Linked DNA regions of Mus musculus: region 2 is linked to region 1. A link is a loop called in an ENCODE intact Hi-C map of the cell type or tissue named here. Cell type or tissue: heart. All regions are shown on one strand. Links, peaks and the distances in the headings refer to the core of each region. The heading gives the core; the rest is flanking DNA.

What was found. Hi-C counts contacts between places; a loop is a spot of excess contacts. Peaks named below come from ENCODE experiments on the same cell type or tissue, not always from the same donor. Only the 100,000 strongest peaks of a DNase experiment are listed, where the experiment ranks them.
Region 2: a loop joins it to region 1, with 8 times the contacts of the local background. A loop is called at or near these places in 2 of 42 quality-filtered maps.

The regions. Positions count from the first base shown.
Region 1 is chrX:153,494,528-153,500,175 of GRCm38, forward strand. It overlaps Ubqln2 (ubiquilin 2), which reads left to right and starts at 3,705. Exons shown (of 1, transcript NM_018798.2): 1 at 3,705-5,648. The coding sequence starts at 3,927. In heart, for the core only: no CTCF peak of the experiment used is centred there; a DNase peak (open chromatin) is centred at 3,584; H3K4me3 peaks cover 2,825 bases; H3K27ac peaks cover 2,806 bases.
Region 2 is chrX:153,034,427-153,040,074 of GRCm38, forward strand. Mageh1 (melanoma antigen, family H, 1) reads right to left here and starts at 3,137. Exons shown (of 1, transcript NM_023788.3): 1 at 1,740-3,137. The coding sequence starts at 2,912. The coding sequence ends at 2,256. It overlaps 9530051G07Rik (RIKEN cDNA 9530051G07 gene), which reads left to right and starts at 3,203. Exons shown (of 4, transcript NR_040272.1): 1 at 3,203-3,268; 2 at 4,013-4,358. In heart, for the core only: a CTCF peak has its summit at 3,275; a DNase peak (open chromatin) is centred at 3,165; H3K4me3 peaks cover 1,855 bases; H3K27ac peaks cover 1,334 bases.

The DNA.
Region 1 (5,648 bases), core at 485-5,484:
TCTCACCTGAGGAATACCGAATGGCTGAGAAGCACCTGAAAAATTGCTCAGCATCCTTAATCATCAGAGAAATACAAATCAAAACAACCCTGAGATTCCACCTCACACCAGTCAGAATGGCTAAGATCAAAAATTCAGGTGACAGCAGATGCTGGTGAGGATGTGGAGAAAGAGGAACACTCCTCCATTGTTGGTGGGATTGCAAGCTTGTACAACCACTCTGGAAATCAGTCTGGCGGCACCTCAGAAAATTGGACATAGTACTACCGGAGGATCCAGCAATACCTCCCCTGGGCATATATCCAGAAGATGCCCCAACTGGTAAGAAGGACACATGCTCCACTATGTCCATAGCAGCCTTATTTATAAGTGCCAGAAGCTGGAAAGAACCCAGATGCCCCTCAACAGAGGAATGGATACAAAAAATATAGCACAGCTTTTAAGAACATTTCTTAGTCCCGTTGAACCTGGTAAAGAACTTACACTATACAGAAATGATTGTACTGCTCTAATATCACACAAGTATAGGTGATTCTGGTGGAGTTTTTATTACAGTCTCATTGACTCAAATCTTGCCCTCCATATATAACTATTTTTCTAGTTGTAACGGAATTTCTTCTTCTTATTATTATTAATTAACTTTCTGCCATGTGCATCCACAAAAATAAAGAATGATCAGAATTTTCTTTGCATTCTGTAGATCCACTCCAGGAAGACAATATATTTTACTAATGGATACAACCATAAATGTAGAAATGCTTAGTAAAATTGTCTGAAGATTTTAGTATACTTTCAATGCTGGTTAGCAAGTTGGCCTTTACTTCCCAGAGGAATATGAAGTTCTTGTTTCCTGCCACAGCTACTAAAAGTAATTCAGGTAATGCTTATGAAGAGCTGGCTTAGGAATTCTTTACCAACTCTGTCAAGCTCTGGAACTACACTGTCTTTCAAATCTGTACTTACTGATTTTTGTGGTGCTGGGGATAGAACCTGGGACCTTGTGTATGTTCTGGCTCAGTTCTTTTTTAGTTTGTACATGGTTTATTCCATTGCTTTCATATTGAAACAAGGTAAAATGTCTTTCTAGTATCTCACAAAAAGGAAAATGTAGCAGAAAGAGGAAAAAAAGGGGAAGAGAAAAGGATGAAGGGAGAGAAATATTGTTTGTTGGTCTTTGCTGTTTTCATTTTATGGCTGGCATGTCAGGTACCTCTTCCAGTTTTCTTTGTTGTCCTTGTTATTTGAATGTGTATTACACTAATTTTGCTATTATTGGGCATTTAAAATCTTAAAATGTATAAATTTGACTCTGAATTCATTCACATAGTACCCCATAAATCTAATGTTAATGAACTCAGACCTGCTAAAAATGAATATTCTTATTCACCACTTATTTCAATTGGCTTGGGATGGGGCCTAGAAATTTCTATCAGTATCAAGTTCCTTAAACTACATATAGGGTAATCTTGTGGTAAGTATTGAGATTATATTCTCATTATAATTATGCTTACCAATTCATTCTACTAAGAATTTCAATTTGTACTATCTCAAAAGTGTTCGGATTTCTTTAAATTTTAAGTGTTTTCTTCTTCCTCATTTTTGTTAATAGTATTTACCTTTAAGAGTCATTAACAATTCCTTGTGATATAGTATTAAATTTCTATTTATTTTCAGAAAAGTTAAACATATTTTAACAGAGGTGAGTTGTCACTATCTAAAATCAGCCATTGCTGGTAGCCTGTCATGTTTCCTTCGAGTTTAGAGACAAAGCACATTTTTACAGCTTTAACTCCAGTTCCATTTAGTCATTGTGTAGAATCCTGTACCATTTCCTCTTCCTTGTGACTAGATGTTTAGAATGACTGCCTCTTGTACATTTATTTTCTGTTAATTTTTCTTTCAGTACTAGGAATTGAACCCAGGGTCTCTTCACACACAGTACGCATGTGCTCCATCAGTGAGCAGCAGCCCAGCCCTTCTAGCTAATAGAATATTTTATATACATATGTACATATGTTTTAAATACCATAGATATTTACATTTGATGTGTGTCAGTTAATTATGTTTTGATATGTATTTAAAGCAAGTATACTTTTCATTGTACATTATATCTATATGAGCTCTTGCATATATAATGATTTTTGTACTAGTCATGGGTATAATGGCCCTGTATTTTGTTTTACACTGAGATTTATTAAGGTACTGTGACGTAATGATTTTGAAATGCTGTTAAATCATCTCTAGGTTTTTGTATGGGAAAAGGATTTTCTGTGTTCAAAGCAAGAGAAATAAATGATTTCAGAATAATTTCTTCTATAATTCAGGTTTTCTATAACAGTAATACTCCATTTTTTGTTTTCTTTATTTAATCCATAATGATTATGTTAATTTCTGCCACGACTATTGTGTGCCTGTCAATTTTTACCTTTACTCTTGTCTGAAAATAATATTTGTAGTTTTTAAAAATCATAAACGCAATGCATATTTATTCATCAAATTCACAATCTTATAAAAATAGAAAATAAGAATTATTTACAATTTCAGCTCTTACTAATAATTACCTTTATCATAATGGAGTATAGCCTTTCAGATTTTTTTCACACATACAGTCTACAAGCTTTTTGATGCTGACACCTACACACATGTATTGTTTCCATTTGTTAAGAAAACCATAAAAAATAACCCCAAATATCGTCTATTATTTTCTCCTAACTACAGTGCATTTAATGTATTTTTTAGAGACATGTAATACTACATGAATTAGCCACCATCTTTTAGACACAGGGATTATTTTATTGTATGGCAAAATCATAGTATTCCTGTCACAGACCCATTTAACTAGCTAAACGCTATTTTTTAAAATGCCACGTTGTTTATATATACTTTTCGAATTGATTATTAGGTCTTTCTAAACAAAGGTGCAAATCCTTAAAATGTCCATTTGTATTTTCAAACTGCCCCATTACAACAATTCATACTACGACTAGCATGAGAGTGCATTTTCTCGGCTCCTGGTCAACAAGGTTTAACGTTCTTTTTTTTTTTTTTATCGCTGCCAATATGATAAACCCGAAGGAAAAATCTCATTGTGTTTATTTGAATCCCTTTGATTAGGAGCGAGCCTCATCTTTTCAGAAGCCTGTTGGCCGTTTCTCGGCTTCTTTTGTAAAATGCTCGCTCCCGCCATGCCTTCCCTTCCCCCAACCGGGCGCTCATTCTCCCTTTTTGCTTTGTCAGAGTTCTTTACTATTCATTTTTCGTCCTTTGCCTGGGATCGGTTCAATTCAGGCTTTCATCCTTTCACTGCCTCCCAGATTGCGAACCCACATTCTCCATTGGTCTTTCAGTGGCTGCTAAAGAAGCTGCCTCCCTCTTCCTCCTCCTGGCCTCCTCCCTTCCCCCCTCGCCTCGCCCGCCTCGCCTTGGTCCCCTGGCTTTTCTCTCCAGCCTCCTTCCTTTTCCTTCTCTTCCCCCCTCTCTTTGTTTATTTCTCCCTCCCTCTCCCTCTCCCTCCCTCCGCCCCCCCTCCTCTGCAGGGCAGGAGTTTTGCGCTCGGCCGCGAGACGCTCGCTGGGCTGGCGCCGCGTCAGCAGGGGGCGGGGCGCGGCCGGGGGCGGGGCGGGGCGGGGCGGGGCGGGAGCGCGGGCGCCGCAGCTGCAGGAGTCGCTGGGAGTGCGCGCGGGCAGATCACAAGGCGGCGGCAGCGGAGACGGCCTGCAGGACCTGCTCTCTCAGCCCTCAGCCGAGGCCTACGCCGAGCCGAGTGCGCAGCCGACGACCGGGAGGAGCCGCAGCCTTCAACTCTGAGGTACTGTGATCCGCGCTGCCCGCCGGGCCGCCCCAGTCCGCTGCTGCGGCACCTCCTTCCCTCGCGCCCTCTTCGCTCGCCAGCGCCTTCCCTGTGAGCCTGCGTCACCGCGGCCGCCATGGCTGAGAACGGCGAGAGCAGCGGCCCCCCGCGCCCCTCCCGCGGCCCTGCGGCGGCCCCAGGCGCGGCCAGCCCGCCGGCCGAGCCCAAAATCATCAAAGTCACTGTGAAGACCCCCAAAGAGAAGGAGGAGTTCGCGGTGCCCGAGAACAGCACCGTGCAGCAGTTCAAGGAAGCGATTTCCAAACGCTTCAAATCGCAGACCGATCAGCTCGTGCTGATTTTCGCCGGAAAGATCCTGAAAGATCAAGATACCTTGATGCAGCATGGCATCCATGATGGACTGACTGTTCACCTGGTTATCAAAAGCCAGAACCGTCCGCAGGGCCAGGCCACCACGCAGCCCAGCACGACTGCGGGAACGAGCACGACGACCACGACCACCACCACGGCGGCGGCGCCGGCGGCGACGACATCATCGGCTCCCAGGAGTAGCTCCACACCTACCACCACGAATAGCAGCTCCTTTGGGCTGGGAAGCCTTTCCAGCCTTAGTAACCTGGGCTTGAACTCGCCCAACTTCACCGAGCTTCAGAACCAGATGCAGCAGCAGCTCCTGGCCAGCCCTGAGATGATGATCCAGATCATGGAAAATCCCTTTGTTCAGAGCATGCTTTCGAATCCTGATCTGATGAGGCAGCTCATCATGGCCAATCCACAGATGCAACAATTGATCCAGAGAAACCCAGAAATCAGCCACCTACTGAACAACCCAGATATAATGAGGCAGACGCTGGAAATCGCCAGGAATCCTGCCATGATGCAAGAGATGATGCGAAATCAAGACCTGGCTCTCAGTAATCTCGAAAGCATCCCAGGTGGCTACAATGCTCTGCGGCGCATGTACACTGACATTCAAGAACCTATGCTGAATGCCGCACAGGAGCAGTTTGGGGGCAACCCGTTTGCCACGGTGGGGAGCAGTTCCACCTCAGGGGAAGGTACTCAGCCCTCCCGCACGGAGAATCGTGATCCGCTGCCCAATCCTTGGGCACCACCGCCAACAACCCAGACGGCTGCGACCACCACCACCACCACGACCACAAGCAGTGGCAGTGGCTCTGGCAGCAGCTCCAGCAGCACCACCGCCGGGAACACCATGGCTGCAGCTAATTACGTGGCTAGCATCTTCAGCACCCCAGGAATGCAGAGCCTGCTGCAGCAGATAACTGAGAATCCCCAGCTGATTCAGAATATGCTGTCTGCGCCCTACATGCGGAGCATGATGCAGTCGCTGAGCCAGAATCCAGATATGGCGGCCCAGATGATGCTGAGTAGCCCGCTGTTCACTTCGAATCCTCAGCTGCAGGAGCAGATGCGTCCACAGCTCCCGAATTTCCTGCAGCAGATGCAGAATCCAGAAACCATCGCGGCCATGTCAAACCCGAGAGCGATGCAAGCGCTAATGCAGATCCAGCAGGGGCTACAGACTCTAGCCACTGAAGCACCTGGCCTCATTCCCAGCTTCGCTCCAGGTGTGGGGATGGGAGTGCTGGGAACCGCCATAACCCCTGTGGGCCCAGTCACTCCCATAGGGCCCATCGGCCCTATAGTTCCTTTCACCCCCATAGGCCCCATCGGGCCTATAGGACCCACTGGCCCTGCAAGCTCCCCCGGCTCCACCGGCACTGGCATCCCGCCTGCAACCACTGTGTCCAGCTCTGCACCTACTGAAACCATAAGTCCAACCTCGGAATCTGGACCCAACCAGCAGTTCATT
Region 2 (5,648 bases), core at 246-5,245, 460 kb before region 1:
GATTGAGTGGGTCTCTCTCCCTCTGCATGGAATTGATGGCTGGGGCTGAAAGTCACATTTCCTTTGAAGGCAGAGGCCCTGGGAGTGGGCATTGGCAAGCCATAACAGATGGCAGGGCAGCCTAGTATAAGGCAGTCTGGGGATGTGGAGAAAGAAGCAGGGTCTTGTCTCAGGTCTGCCACTTGTGTGGCTCTGGCCCAGAATGCTGTGTGCTGACCTCTCCCCTGGATTCCTTTGCTGCCTACCCCTTGAGAGGGACTGACAAACATGTGCCTTCAGGGGTGGTGACAAGCCTCTTTGATTACCTGTGCCAGGCTTCTCTGGCCCTTCCTGTGACATAGAAGCCACTCATCATCTGTGTTTGGAGCTTCTGAAACCTCGTCCACTCTGCTTCTGATGGAAGCATCCTTAGCCTGCAGACTGCTGCCTGTGTGTCCTTGGGCTTTGCATAAATCTTTTGCCATCCCGTGCTGCAGCCAGAGACTGGGCCTTGTCTCAGACAGAAGTCAGGTGAGACTCTAGTGAAGGAGGGATGAAAGTGTCTTGACCACTGTACTCTGTATGGTGTGCCTGGGCTAGGTGCCTGTCCTTCATGCTCCCTAGGAGACCCCAGTCTGTTCTTTTTATTACTTTCCTCGTGTTAATTGTGGTCAGCTCTAGAGCTGGTGAGTTGTTCTTGTACATGTTCTCAGGCAAGTCCCTAAGGAGAATGGGGAGGAGGTTCCCAGATCTCTACAGTTGTAGGTACTTCACTACCTCAAGGGAAATATGGAATAATATTACCTTGCCCCTGAAAACACAGAGAGAGAAACAGACAGGCATGCAGAAAGTCAGGCAGGCAGGCAGGCAGGCAGGCAGACAAACAGATACACACACACACACACACACACACACACACACACACTGAGTATTTTGGATTATGTGCAGAGCAAGAAACTCCAATGCTATGAAGTTACATGTCCAGTCTTCTCTCAGTATCCTTCAACATCAGAAATCCAGGTGTTTCAAAGCCCTTTTCCCATTGTCCCCAATTCACCATGAGTGTTGGTGACCTCAGTGTCACTGTCTTTTTGTAAAGTGCAACAGCCTTCTTATGATGTCCTGGTTCTCTTCCCCTCTTCTCCTGACTTTTTTCTTGTTCTGTTCTTCTCCCTTAACATACCTGAATATGTCATTGAGGAATTTCTATGTCCTGAGTATCCTTATTCTCCCCAGTGACCCTAAGTTTACTTCCCCACCCAATATTTACCTAAGGACCCCAAGGATCTTCTTAGTCTCTTCCATTTCTCTTACTGCTACTCCACAGCAGTCTATTTTTACCCTACCATCCTCTCTCAAGATAATTTTAGTGTCGTTTCTACTTCTTTATTATTTTAGAATGTTTTCAGGTCTTTGCCAATGGCTCCTGTCAAGGTCTGTTAAGTATCCAGTTCCACACTCAATACCAAGTAATATGGCCACCCTTCCTACTGTCTTCTGCATTCTAGAAATGCTCCTTGGGTTTTAAAGCATCCTGTGATACCCTCTTTTTTTCTGTTCTATTCCCCAAATGATGTCATCAGTTTGTCTTCCTTCTCCTTAGTCCCTGCCCATTCCCTACAACACTTACTGCATTTCCATTCCCCACCCCCTCCCACAATCTTGAAATTTCTTGGAAACTAGATGCTTTCTGTTAAGGACTATTCCCAGCATCTAAATTTGGTCCTCATTTAACAGGTGGACAATAAATGAACAAAACATTCTGTTTACTATGCTTTTATTTATACTATTTGCACAGTGAGCATATTTACAAATGTGTTCCATTACAAGACATCAGACACAAGGGAAAGACAGAACAAATCTGTAATCTTCTTCCACTCACACTTTACTGGTTATTCCAAACTTTCAAAGAACAGCCTCTCAGTGGTACTTTCTATCCATCACACAACATGACACAAAGACTTCATTTAATAAGGTTAGCACAGCTGTTAATATCAAATGCCAACGACAGAAAAAAATAACATAAACTTTTCCTCAAGTATATATTTAAACATATTGTGATTCTTAGTCAACAGTGTTATAAAATGAATACAAGATAACAATATCTATAGCAAACACTACTTTGCAGTTTAACAATTAGCACTGGTCACAAATACCAAATACAGTGCCCTCCCCACCCTCCACAACCTTTTGAATTCAGGACCCTGCCTATCTACTCCATGGAGCAGATACTTTGGATTCTCTTTTCCACTCCTAAGGGTTTGCCTAGGATCTCTCTATGGAGCAGAATAACCCCTAGCACCCGAATTGAGAATAGCCTCAACCTCTGCATCATCATCTGAATCCCAGTCATAGTTACATGGCCAGTCTTTGGAGCATCGGTTCCGAACTCTTGCCACAAAATGCATGACTTTCAGCTTGCTAGATTCCACGTGTGCTCGAGGGCCCCAGAAGAACTCATACTCCACTGGACTGCTGCGGGGCACTGGCTTATAAATCAGATACCCTCTGCGCACAAACTCTTCTGTAACGACCTTCTTCGGATCTCCAAAGATGCTGTGCTGCCTCCCAGGCTGCATCCCTAACTTCCCCAGCACTTTCCACACCAGGGCCTCCTTTGCGCTGTTGCCCATGATGAAGATGAGGGCTAATATGGACATTAGGAGACTTTTCTTGGTGCCCTGAAAATTGCTCCGGGTAACCGGCTTTTGCACTAGGGCAGTGCTCGAAGCTTCTGAAGGGGTACTGGAGGCCTTCTCCAGGGTGCTTGTGTCTTCCTCCGGGCCGCTCAGGTATTCTTCGGGTGTGCTCGGGGCTACAGAAGCCGCCATCGGGGTCTCTGAAGCCTCTGAGGCCTGGCTCTTGCGATTGTTGCGATTCTCTTCAGCTGCCTTTGCGTTCCGGCGGCGCCGACTCTTCCGTCCCCGAGGCATGGCTCCTGCAAAGCGATGAAAGCCTGCAGCACTTGGAGAAGGCTATTGGCAGCGTCGGAGAAAAGTGGCTATCTTACTCAGGGACGGCCGCTGAACCGCAAACGCCAGCGGAGCCTTTGTGGCAAGGAACCAGTCGCTTTCAGCCACAAAGCCCTTTCCCAGGCAAGCTGACTTGCGCAAGGAGTCGCCGCCCGCACTCCCTGTAGCGCCAAGCGCGCAAGAAACCAGAGCAGCATTGGCCCCGCCCCTCCTGCCACGCACACGCCAAACACCCAAGAGGAAGTGGGACTCTCCCGCACAGGAACTTCCGCTAGCCGAAAGGAAAAGGAGCGGGCTGCATTTTGAGTCCCACAATGGTAGTTAAGACAGCTAGGGGGCGGGGGGTTGCAGGGATTTGTCCTGCGCGCAAGAGAATGTCGGTCTTCTTTAGGCAGGTGCACACATTATCCTATTGGTTCATAGCTTTTGGCAAGCAGTGGGCCCTTCCAGTCTCACCAAAGGCGGGCTGAGAGGGGTGGGGTGGGGTGGGGGAGGGGTGCGGCGGGGCACAGGCTTGCAAGAGGTCAGCTGACCCCAGCCCTCCTTGGCTGCCTTGGCTTACACAGCATATTCACTCTCCCGCCTGGGTTTTCAGAAGGCGTTTATGTGTGGCTAATTAATTCGTGGGCCCATCAGGGACCCGAAGAATAGACTTAATGACCAAAGCGGTGGGTGAGGGGAGGCAGCAGTGCGCAGGAGACGCAGAGCCTGTACCCTGCTACGTGTTCGCCTGGTCAATTAAGCGGGGGCAGTGAGAAGATCAGGCTTAGATTTGCGCAGCCTCACGGAGGCCAGAGTACTTCCTGGCAGGCCACAGAGGAAGCAATTAGAATAAGAAGCAGCTGGATGAAAGTGAGCTGTTGCCATGGGGACTGAGAGACAGAAAGGCATTTGAAGGGAGACCACAGGCAGGCTTCAGACAATGGGTGGGAATGGGGAGCAGAGAGATGGTATGGTGCGGTTGGATCCTGGATTTCTAGGCCGGCCAGCCAGCTTACCTGCCTCGACTCGCTCCCCTCGGTGCACACTCTGAACTTTGTCCACTCCTTCTCTCTGCTCAGGTTCCTCTGCCTGAAATGCCTCCCCTCCATCCTCCACTCTCTAAGTACCACCTGCTTCTCCCAGGCAGCTTCCTCGCTCGCTCAAGTTCATTTCGGCCTGCCCCAAAGAGTAATGAGTCAGTTCCTACTCCCCCAAGGGAGGCCCCATAGCCAGGCATGCTGCTTTTCTTGTGTCATTTGAAGCGTGAACTTGCTCAGATCCTTCACCTCTCTGAGCCTGGCTTTCCCCCTTGAAAGTGGATGTAACTCAAGCACTGGCTTCAGAGTTGTGCGAATTCAACGAAAAGCCTTTACTGCCTAGTAAGCACAGATTTGCCTCTAAGTGCGTTGCAAGCAGCAGCAGCAGGTGAGAGTGGCATTTAAGAAATGCGCCTTGAGGGAATATGTGGTGGAAAGATTTTACATGTGTTCCGTTTTTGAAAAAATGGTTTGGTGTGAGTGTGTGTGTGTGTGTGTGTGTGTGTGTGTGTGTGCGCGCGCGCCCCGTGTGCTTGTGCCCTGTGTGCTGTATACACGAGGGGTTAGCAGAGGGCGTGGGACCCCCTGGGACTGAGTTAGAGGTGCTTGAGATCTGCTCGCTATGGGTGCTGGCAACCTAACTCGATTCCTCTGGAAGAGCAGCAAGTGTTCTCTTAACTGCTGAGCCATTGCTCCCGCCCCTCATATGTGCTCTCAGTTCTTGGAAGGTAAATGGATATTTTCTGCTTGTTTCACTGGAAGGGATGAAGCATGTGTTTGACAGTGTCTCAGCTGGGAATCCTACTGGGAAATTAACCCTGTGGGGCTCATAGACTTTGGCAGCTCCCAGCTTTTTGGTAGAGTTTGTGGACCAGGATATGGCCTTATCTAGCGAATGAACTCTGTGGTGGGTGATGCGTGTCACTGGCAACAGCATTGCCAGCACAACTTGACCCAGTGAGGCTCAGACACCTGTGCGCGGGTAGAAAGGAGATGCCTGCTGGAGAGAAACAGTCATTGAAATCAGAACTGGGAACAAGAGTTTGGGGCTGGTGTGTATCTGTTCCAAGCCTTTGATGAGTTTATTGAACATCCCAGTCCTCTGATTTGTTCTATACAGAAAAAGCTGATCTCTCTGGCTTGGTCTGTCCAGCTTGCTTCCTATCTCTGTGAAAGTTAATGCTAAATACTACTATATTTTCAGTCTTTCTTTTCATTCTTGAGATTATAATTGCAGCAATTCTCCCTTCCTTGTCCTCCCTCCAAACCGTCCCATAAACCCTCCCATACTGTCCTTCCAATTCAGGCTTCTTTTTTTTCCCCACTAATGGTTATTCCCTGAATATATGTATATACATATAGGTATATATTCCTAAATATAACGTGTTCAGTCTGTGCAATGCCATTTGGATGTATGGCTTGGGAGCTGATCATTTAGCACTGGACAAGCAGTTGGTGTGCTCTCCCCTTGGAAAGAGTATTTCTGCTCCCAGATGTCCTTAACCACTTGCAGTTCTTTGTGTAGGGTTGAGACCTCATGTACATTCTCTGTGTTCATTGGTTTCATCCTTGCTCATCGTTCACACTGTCATGTCGGAGAGACTTGATGGGTATGGCTTCTGACATTCCTAGGAGACAGACTCTTACAGCTAACTCTCTGATCCGATGGCTCTTTACA